Regions from separate parts of the Homo sapiens genome. Here region 1 is linked to region 2. A link is an interaction called in ENCODE POLR2A ChIA-PET data of the cell type or tissue named here. Cell type or tissue: HepG2. All regions are shown on one strand. Each heading gives the region's core, and the rest is flanking DNA. Links, peaks and the distances in the headings are about the cores only. Region 1 has its middle 4.7 kb from the start of PRDX3. Region 2 overlaps GRK5 (G protein-coupled receptor kinase 5).

The links. Peaks named below come from ENCODE experiments on the same cell type or tissue, not always from the same donor. Only the 100,000 strongest peaks of a DNase experiment are listed, where the experiment ranks them.
Region 1: POLR2A ChIA-PET joins it to region 2 with 5 read pairs; 3 of 35 experiments call an interaction of 5 or more read pairs at or near these places.

What each region holds. Positions count from the first base shown.
Region 1 is chr10:119,181,342-119,185,726 of GRCh38, reverse strand. No RefSeq gene overlaps it. Among named protein-coding and RNA genes, the nearest start is that of PRDX3, 4.7 kb to the right of the region's middle. RefSeq lists an enhancer at 2,109-2,854. In HepG2, for the core only: no CTCF peak of the experiment used is centred there; a DNase peak (open chromatin) is centred at 1,806; H3K4me3 peaks cover 334 bases.
Region 2 is chr10:119,388,145-119,392,529 of GRCh38, reverse strand. The region is part of intron 3 of GRK5 (G protein-coupled receptor kinase 5); the gene reads right to left. Among named protein-coding and RNA genes, the nearest start is that of MIR4681, 12 kb to the right of the region's middle. RefSeq lists an enhancer at 555-1,055. In HepG2, for the core only: no CTCF peak of the experiment used is centred there; a DNase peak (open chromatin) is centred at 2,639.

The sequences.
Region 1 (4,385 bases), core at 205-4,204, 210 kb after region 2:
AACCCAGAGCGTAGCCCCATAGTGTGGTCACTGAAGATAACAGTAAACCAAAGGGACAAAGGTCACTAGTCACTTCCACCTGCCATCTTCCCCTTCACCTTCCCCAAGCAGCAGGATAGATGATTTCTCTGTGAAGCCCTTCTTGGCCCCTTTCTCTAAACCATGATAGCACTTCACTTGCACCTCTCTTTTATTTAATATAACGAACACTATGTGCCTGCTGACTGTGCTAATGCCTTTAAAATATGAACTCATTTATTCCTCACAAAAGCCCTTGGGGTAAGCACTAACATCATTTCAATTTTACAGATGGGAAAATGTGCTAAGTAACTTGCCCAAGGCCACGTGCCTGCAGCTAGCAGAGCTGGTGTGTCAATCTCAGCTGTCCACACTCAACCATTATGCCTCTTTCATGCCTCTTAAAATGCTGAATCTTGGACTGGGTTTTTTTTTTAATGATTTTATCAGTATTCCTTGGATACACACACAGTTCCTCGGCAGCAGGGTCTAAGTGATCCTCTCCAGTACATGTTTATTAATGATTAAAATCACATTGTTGGCTAGGGACGGTGGCTCATGCCTGTAATCCCAGCACTTTGGGAGGCCGAGGCGAGAGGATCACTTGAGGTCCGGAGTCCAAGACCAGCCTGGCCAACATGGCAAAACCTGGTCTCTACTAAAAATACAAAAATTAGCTAGTTGTGGTTGTGGGCACCTGTAATCCCAGCTACTCAGGAGGCTGAGGCAGAAGAATCTCTTGAACCCAGGAGGCAGAGGTTGCAGTGAGCCGAGATTGCACCACTGCACTCCAGCCTGGGCAACACAGCAAGATTCTAAAAAAAAAAAATCACATTGTTAATTGATCCAATACCAGAGGGCTCTCTATTTGGTACCTAATAGGACAGGAAACAGATTACTTCAGAGGCTAAAATGGGCAGGAATCATGCAGGAAATCTAACTGAAGGCAGCCGCAGGTGAATGGGGCTACATGGAAGACGGAAAGTAATGTTACCTTGAAGCAGCCAGGCACGGTGGCTCACACCTGTAATCCCAGCACTTTGGGAGGCCGAAGCGGGCCGATCACCTGCGGGCCAATCACCTGAGGTCAGGAGTTCGAGACCAGCCTGACCAACATGGCAAAACCCCATCTCCGCTAAAAACACAAAATTAGCTGGGCGTGGTGGTGCATGCCTGTAATCCCAGCTACTCAGGAGGCTGAGGTAGGAGAATCACTTGAACCTGGGAGGCAGAGGTTGCAGTGAGCCGAGATCGCACCATTGCACTTTAGCCTGGGCAACAAGAGCAAAACTCCGTCTCAAAAAAAAAAAAAAAAAAGAATTGCTTTCAGAGCCAATTATGAGGCCCTCAAGTAATGTTACCTTGAAGCCTAACCCTGCCTATGAGCTGGCACTAACTAATGCATCTGAGCTTTAAAACTGAAACCAGGATGAGTGAGGTGAAATTCTAAGGGAACTCCACTCTGCTCTGTCGCTTTGACTTGCACCATGCTTTACATTTTTATAGTGAAGTTTAGTTATGAGCCAAACTGCCTGTGTGCAGGAACTAAAAAACACACGCCTACAATAGGAGAGCAAGAGGCCCTCCAGCATGGGGAAGGGAGAGGTGGGCGGCAAAGGGCTGTGGGCATAAGGAGAAGAGAAGGCGACCCCTTGGCTTGGCTTTGCCCCCCTCCCCCCTCCCCTTTTGTTGACTTGAGCTACTGAAGCTTAAGTACTTTAAAACTGCAGGCTGTTGTGACAGTGGCTCATACCTGTAATCCCAGCACTTTGGGAGCTGGAGGATCACTTGAGGTCAGGAGTTCAAGGCCAGCCTGGGCAAGATAGCGAGACCTTGTTTCTACCAAAAAAACAACCCTGTAGTATGAGGGAGAAGAGGAGACGATGAGGGTGTGGATGACGTAATCTCACGAGTTGGCTGGGGAAAAGGTGCTGAGGCTGAACTCCATCAGACACACACGCTGGGTGGTCAGTGGTATGGAATTTCTGGGTTCTTGCCCTACCTCTCTGCTTCTAGCCAGTGATGTGATTTTGGGAAGGTCTCTCCATCTCCAAAAGGCTCAGTTTTCTGAGCCTTTTAGATCTATTAAATCACTGGAGTAGACTACAGTATATAATGTTTTTAGTCCCTATTTCTTCTACATTTTCTCTCTCTCTTTTTTTTTTCTTTTCCTTTTTCTTTTTCTTTCTTTTTTTTTTTTTTTTTTTTTGAGACAGGGTTTTGCTATGTTGCCCAGGCTGGTCTCAAACCCCTGGGCACAAAGTGATCCTCCTACCTTGGCTTTCCAAAGCGCTGCAATTACAGGCATGAGCCACCATGCCTGGCCTTTTTCTAATTTTTTTTTTAATTGAGGTGAAATTCACCAAATATAAAATTAATTATTTTAAAGTTTACAATTCGGGGTATTTAGTTAATTCATAATGTTATACCCACCTCTATCTAGTTCCAAAACATTTTCATCACCACAAAAGAAAATCCTGGACTTCCCTCTCCCTCTCCCTCTCCCTACTCTCCCTCTCCCCACGGTCTCCCTCTGATGCCGAGCCGAAGCTGGACGGTACTGCTGCCATCTCGGCTCACTGCAACCTCCCTGCCTGATTCTCCTGCCTCAGCCTGCCGAGTGCCTGCGATTGCAGGCGCGCCGCCACGCCTGACTGGTTTTCGTATTTTTTTGGTGGAGATGGGGTTTCGCTGTGTTGGCTGGGCTGGCCTCCAGCTCCTAACCGCGAGTGATCCGCCAGCCTCGGCCTCCGGAGGTGCCGGGATTGCAGACGGTGTCTGGTTCACTCAGTGCTCAATGGTGCCCAGGCTGGAGTGCAGTGGCGTGATCTCGGCTCGCTACAACCTCCACCTCCCAGCCGCCTGCCTTGGCCTCCCAAAGTGCCCAGAGTGCAGCCTCTGCCCGGCCGCCACCCCGTCTAGGAAGTGAGGAGCGTCTCTGCCTGGCCGCCCATCATCTGGGATGTGAGGAGCCCCTCTGCCTGGCTGCCCAGTCTGGAAAGTGAGGAGCGTCTCTGCCCGGCCGCCATCCCATCTAGGAAGTGAGGAGCGCCTCTTCCCGGCCGCCATCCCATCTAGGAAGTGAGGAGCGTCTCTGCCCGGCCGCCCATCGTCTGAGATGTGGGGAGTGCCTTTGCCCCACCGCCCCGTCTGGGATGTGAGGAGTGCCTCTGCCCGGTCGCGACCCCGTCTGGGAGGTGAGGAGCGTCTCTGCCCAGCCACCCCATCTGAGAAGGGAGGAGACCCTCCGCCTGGCAACCGCCCCGTCTGAGAAGTGAGGAGACCCTCTGCCCGGCAGCCGCCCCGTCTGAGAAGTGAGGAGCGTCTCCGCCCGGCAGCCGCCCTGTCCGGGAGGGAGGTGGGGGGTCAGCCCCCCACCCGGCCAGCCGCCCCGTCCGGGAGGTGAGGGGCGCCTCTGCCCAGCTGCCCCTACTGGGAAGTGAGGAGCCCCTCTGCCCGGCCAGCCGCTCCGTCCGGGAGGGAGGTGGGGGGTTCAGCCCCCCCGCCCGGCCAGCTGCCCCGTCCGGGAGGGAGGTGGGGGGTCAGCCCCCCGCCCGGCCAGCCGCCCCATCTGGGAGGTGAGGGGCGCCTCTGCCCGGCCGCCCCTACTGGGAAGTGAGGAGCCCCTCTGCCCGGCCAGCCGCCCCTTCCGGGAGGGAGGTGGGAGGGTCAGCCCCCCACCTGGCCAGTCGCCCAGTCCGGGAGGGAGGTGGGGGGGGGTCAGCCCCCCGCCCGGCCAGCCGCCCCGTCCGGGAGGGAGGTGGGGGGGGTCAGCCCCCCGCCCAGCCAGCCGCCTCGTCCGGGAGGTGAGGGGCGCCTCTGCCCGGCTGCCCCTACTGGGAAGTGAGGAGCCCCTCTGCCCGGCCACCACCCCGTCTGGGAGGTGTGCCCAACAGCTCATTGAGAACGGGCCACGATGACAATGGTGGTTTTGTGGAATAGAAAGCGGGGAAAGGTGGGGAAAAGATTGAGAAATCGGATGGTTGCCGTGTCTGTGTGGAAAGAAGTACACATGGGAGAATTTTCATTTTGTTCTGTACTAAGAAAGATTCTTCTGCCTTGGGATCCTGTTGATCTGTGACCTTACCCCCCAACCCTGTGCTCTCTGAAACATGTGCTGTGTCCACTCAGGGTTAAATGGATTAAGGGCGGTGCAAGATGTGCTTTGTTAAACAGATGCTTGAAGGCAGCATGCTCGTTAAGAGTCATCACCACTCCCTAATCTCAAGTACCCAGGGACACAAACACTGCAGAAGGCCTCAGGGTCCTCTGCCTAGGAAAACCAGAGACCTTTGTTTACTTGTTTATCTGCTGACCTTCCCTCCACTATTGTCCTATGACCCTGCCAAATCCCTCTCTGTGAGAAA
Region 2 (4,385 bases), core at 263-4,262:
TTGGGAGGCTGAGGCAGGAGAATCGATTGAACTCGGGAGGCAGAGGTTGCAGTAAGCTGAGATTGTGCCATTGCACTCCAGCCTGGAGCTCTCCCTGCCCAGAACTCAGGTCTAACAGCCACGGTGCCAGGGAGCACCCATGACAATCCATAATCCAGATACGTGCCAGGTGCCAACAGGGAAGACACCACTGAATGAGCCTTCTCCCTGCATTGTGATTTATGCCAAACACAGGGGTGGCCTTTGCGGGGAGATGCTGCTCTAACACAAAATGCAGACTATTACATTGAGCTTAAGGAACAAAGAATTATTTCTACATCTGTGCCTTCCAAAGAGTGGAAACATCTATGTGCATCTTAGTTTATAGCCCTAATACTTCATTCTCTTGGCCTGCCCTAATTGCATCATCAATCTCAGAATCTGCCAGGAAAAATATGTCCTGGCTATGAAGACACATTTCCTTCAGATGCTTTTAAGAACCTGCCACGTTTTCAAAGAAGCCGGCCCTAGGTTTAGAAAGGGCAGTCTGGGCTGAATTCCTCCTGGCCTTAGACTAACTTTAGATGTCACCTCCTTCTCCCAGGAGACCTTCTTCTGCCCTAACAGGAAGATGAAGTCAGAGATGCCATGAGGTCTTGCCACCTCCAGCTTCTGTAATTATTGATGTGGTCAGCTTTTCCAGAGTCCTTGAGGCAGGGACAAGTGACACGCCTGGTCAGCACAATGCTCACCATGCACCCCGCTGGAGAAACACCTGCATCCACCCCCACGGCCCCAGCTTCTCGTGTGTGCTGACCACGTGGGCCGCCCCTCCAGAGCCCCTCTAGCCCTCTCCCACCCTGCTGTGGGGGTGGAGTGGTGGGGTGGTTTTCTGCTGGCTCCGTCCCCGCCTGGGCACCGCAGGCTCCCGGACCCTCTTCTCCAGACCCGACTCCTGTGGGCAGTCTTCTCCCACGATCCCGCGTCAGTCCCTTCCCTTGGCCCTGCAGGTTGCGGGGTGGTGGAGGCTCAGGGGTGTTGCATCAGCAGCTACTGATTTCCCTCCCACGCTTTGTAAATAGGCCCTCATTAAACTCCTCCATTCACACATGGGGCCGGCCATCTGTTTTCTGCCAGGACCTGGCTGATGCCCTGCACGGTGCTTCAGATGGGTGGGCACTGGCCTTGCTTCCTTTCTGCTCCCCAGTGAGAATGGCGAGCAGTGCATGATGGGGGTGTCCCCCAGGGGCCCCAGGGTCAGACGTACCTGGTCAACCCCAGAGCTTGTGCCCGCCTGGGCAAAGTGTTCTCTAGTCTCTGGCTCCGGCTCCCATCTGAGCGGCCCTCTCAGGCCTCAGTCAAGAGGGATTCACTGGCCCAACTTAGGGCAATAGATGGGATGGAACCTGAGAAGGGAGGGAAGAATGGACTCCTGTCCACATTGGGTGGAGAATGAAAGTGGTAGGAGCAACTCCAGATTTCCTGAGGTACCACAGCCACCAGCTTGTGAATTGTGGCCTGGCCAGAGTCAAACACTGAAGAGAAGGCAGGAGGGAAGGGGGGCTGCATCTCTCCACGTGGTGGAGGGGACAGGCTCGCCTCTCTCAGAGGGAGGGGACAGGCTCGCCCATCTCAGGGGAAGTGATAAGCACCCCAGTGGCAGAGGGTGACATGGTTTAGCTGTGTCCCCACCCAAATCTCATCATGAATTGTATCTCTCACAATTTTCTTGTGTTGTGGGAAGGACCCGGTGGTGGGAGGTAATTGAATCATGAGGGTGGGTCTTTCTGGTACTGTTCTCGGGATAGTGAATAAGTCTCACGAGATCTGATATTTTGTTTGTTTTTTGAGATTTTGAGATGGAGTCTCACTCTGTTGCCCAGGCTGGAATGCAGTGGTGCAATCTCGGCTCACTGCAACCTCTGCCTCCTGGGTTCAAGTGATTCTCCTGTCTCAGCCTCCCAAGTAGCTGGGACTACAGGCGCACGCCACCATGCCCAGCTAATTTTTGTATTTTTAGTAGAGATGGGGTTTCACCATATTGGCCAGGCTGGTCCCGAACTCCTAACCTCAAATGATCTGCCCATCTTGGCCTCCCAAAGTGCTGGGATTACAGGATTACAGGCTGAGCCACTGCACCTGGCCCGATCTGATGGTTTTATAAAGGGCAGTTCTGCTGCACACGCTCTCTTCTCTTGTCTCCCGCCATGTGAGACGTGCCTTTCACCTTCCATCATGACTGTGAGGCATCCCTAGCCACATGGAACTGTGAGTCCGTTAAACCTCTTTCTTTTGTAAACTGCCCAGTCTTGGGTATGTCTTTAAAAGCGGCCTGAAAACGGACTAATACAGACGGGCTGTGCCATCCTGCTTCCTGTCTGCCCCATCACTTTTCTCCTAAGAGCTCCACCCATCCTCACCCCCACCAGCTGCTTTTCCTCCTTCCCTCTCAGAATTGTTTCTCTGTCTCTGCATCCAACCAAGGATCTAAAGGCTACCAGGAAAGGTCTTTAACTTTCCCCATTACTCTTTTTGTTCTAAGTGAAAACAATCCCAGCCTAACCTAGTTCAACAAAACTGTAAGCTCCTGGCTCCTGGAATCTGAGGATGAGCTGAACAAACAAATTGTGGGGAAATCAGAAAAGCAGCTGGGCCAAGAGCCCAGAGACCAGGGACACAAGCACTTCTGTAGCCCCCATGATCTGTGTGTTGGGTGTGTGTGTGTGTGTGTGTGTGTGTGTGTGTGTGTTGCTCATGATCTCTGGGTGCTGACTGGCTTGTTCCAGTGTAGGAAACATGGCAGTCCACAGTTCCCAGGGTTTTTATGTTAAGCTTTCTCTAGCAGGGAAGAACTTCCCCTTGAGGCCATCAATTCCAGGGAAAGGACTCGTTGGCCTGCCTTGGCTCACAGACCCCCTCCTGCTCCAGTCAACTGCAGCTTGGGGGTGACATCATTAAGAACATGGCAGCTTCTAGGACAGCCATGTTATTTGGGAATGCGGGTGGGGCACCCAGGAGACTGGATGATCCCACAGATGTGCACTATATAAACCCATTTTAGAAGTGGCACTTTTTCAAGACAGCCCTGCTCCCGGGGTCTGGCTTCCTAGATGTTCTGACTGTCTCTATGTGCACCTGAAAAACTATAAGCACCCTCCACTCTTCCCATTTTGGGGGATCACACCAGTGAGAGAAAGACAAAGACAAATACTGGATTCTCATAAACAAGAGAAGCAGAATACTTAGCCCCCAGTGAGGCAGAGTGGATCATTTCACAATAAAATTTCAAATGGTCAGGCACATCTAAAGCCAGGTGATAGCCCACTAATTTTATTTCATCACCTAGAGTCTAGGCTACTTAGCAGATAGGAATGCCTCTTAGCATTTCCTATATGAGATTTCATTTGTTGTAACCTCATATTTGTAGTCGCCTGCCTCCAAGGTGGCCTTCAATAATCCTTGCCTCATTACTCATGCTCTAGGAAAGTCTCTTTCCATATGAAACAGGGCTAACCAGTGCCACCAGTATGATATTAGGGAAATGGTGTAGATGCTCTAAGGCTAGGTCATAGAGGGCACTGCAGCTCCTACCATGTTCTCTTGGATTGCTTGCTCTGGAGAAAGCCAGCCATGTTGTGAGGACACTCAAGCAATCCCATGGAGAGGCTCCCTCCTGCCAACAGCCAGCACCAACCTGCCAGGCATGTGAATAACTGTGGATGCAGATCCTCCAGCTACGGTCAAGCCTTCAGATGACTGCAGCCCAGCCAACTTCTTAATATCTCACCTCATGAGAGACCTTGAGCCAACAGCACATCGCAAAGCCATGCCCAAATTCCTGACCCACAAAACCATCACCTAATAAAGGTTGACTGTTGTTTCAAGCCACTATATTTTGAGGTGAACTAATACTGTGTGGGCCTCAGTGGCTCATGCCTGTAATCCCAGCACTTTGGGAAGCCAAGACAGGCAGATCACTTGAGGTCAGGAGCTCAAGACCAGCCTGGCCAACCTGGTGAAACACTATCTCTACCAAAAATACAAAAATTAGCTGGGCATAGTGGCGCACACCTGTAATCCCAGCTACTAGGATGGCTGAGGCACGAGAATCACTTGAACCCAGGAGGTGGAGGTTACAGTGAGCTGAGGTCACACCACTGTACTGCAGCCTGGGCAAAAGAGTGAGACTCTGTCTCAAAAAAGAACAACAACAAAAAACCCAAAGCTAATACTGAACAAATATTTTAACTTGTAGCTGGTGTTGCTTAATTCACTGCAAAATTTTCCTTGGCCAGGTACAGTGCCTCATGCCTGTAATCCAGCATGATTCCACTTTGGGAAGCCAAGGTGGAAGCATCACTTGAGGCCAGAAGTTCAAGACCAGCCTAGGCAATACAGAGAGACCC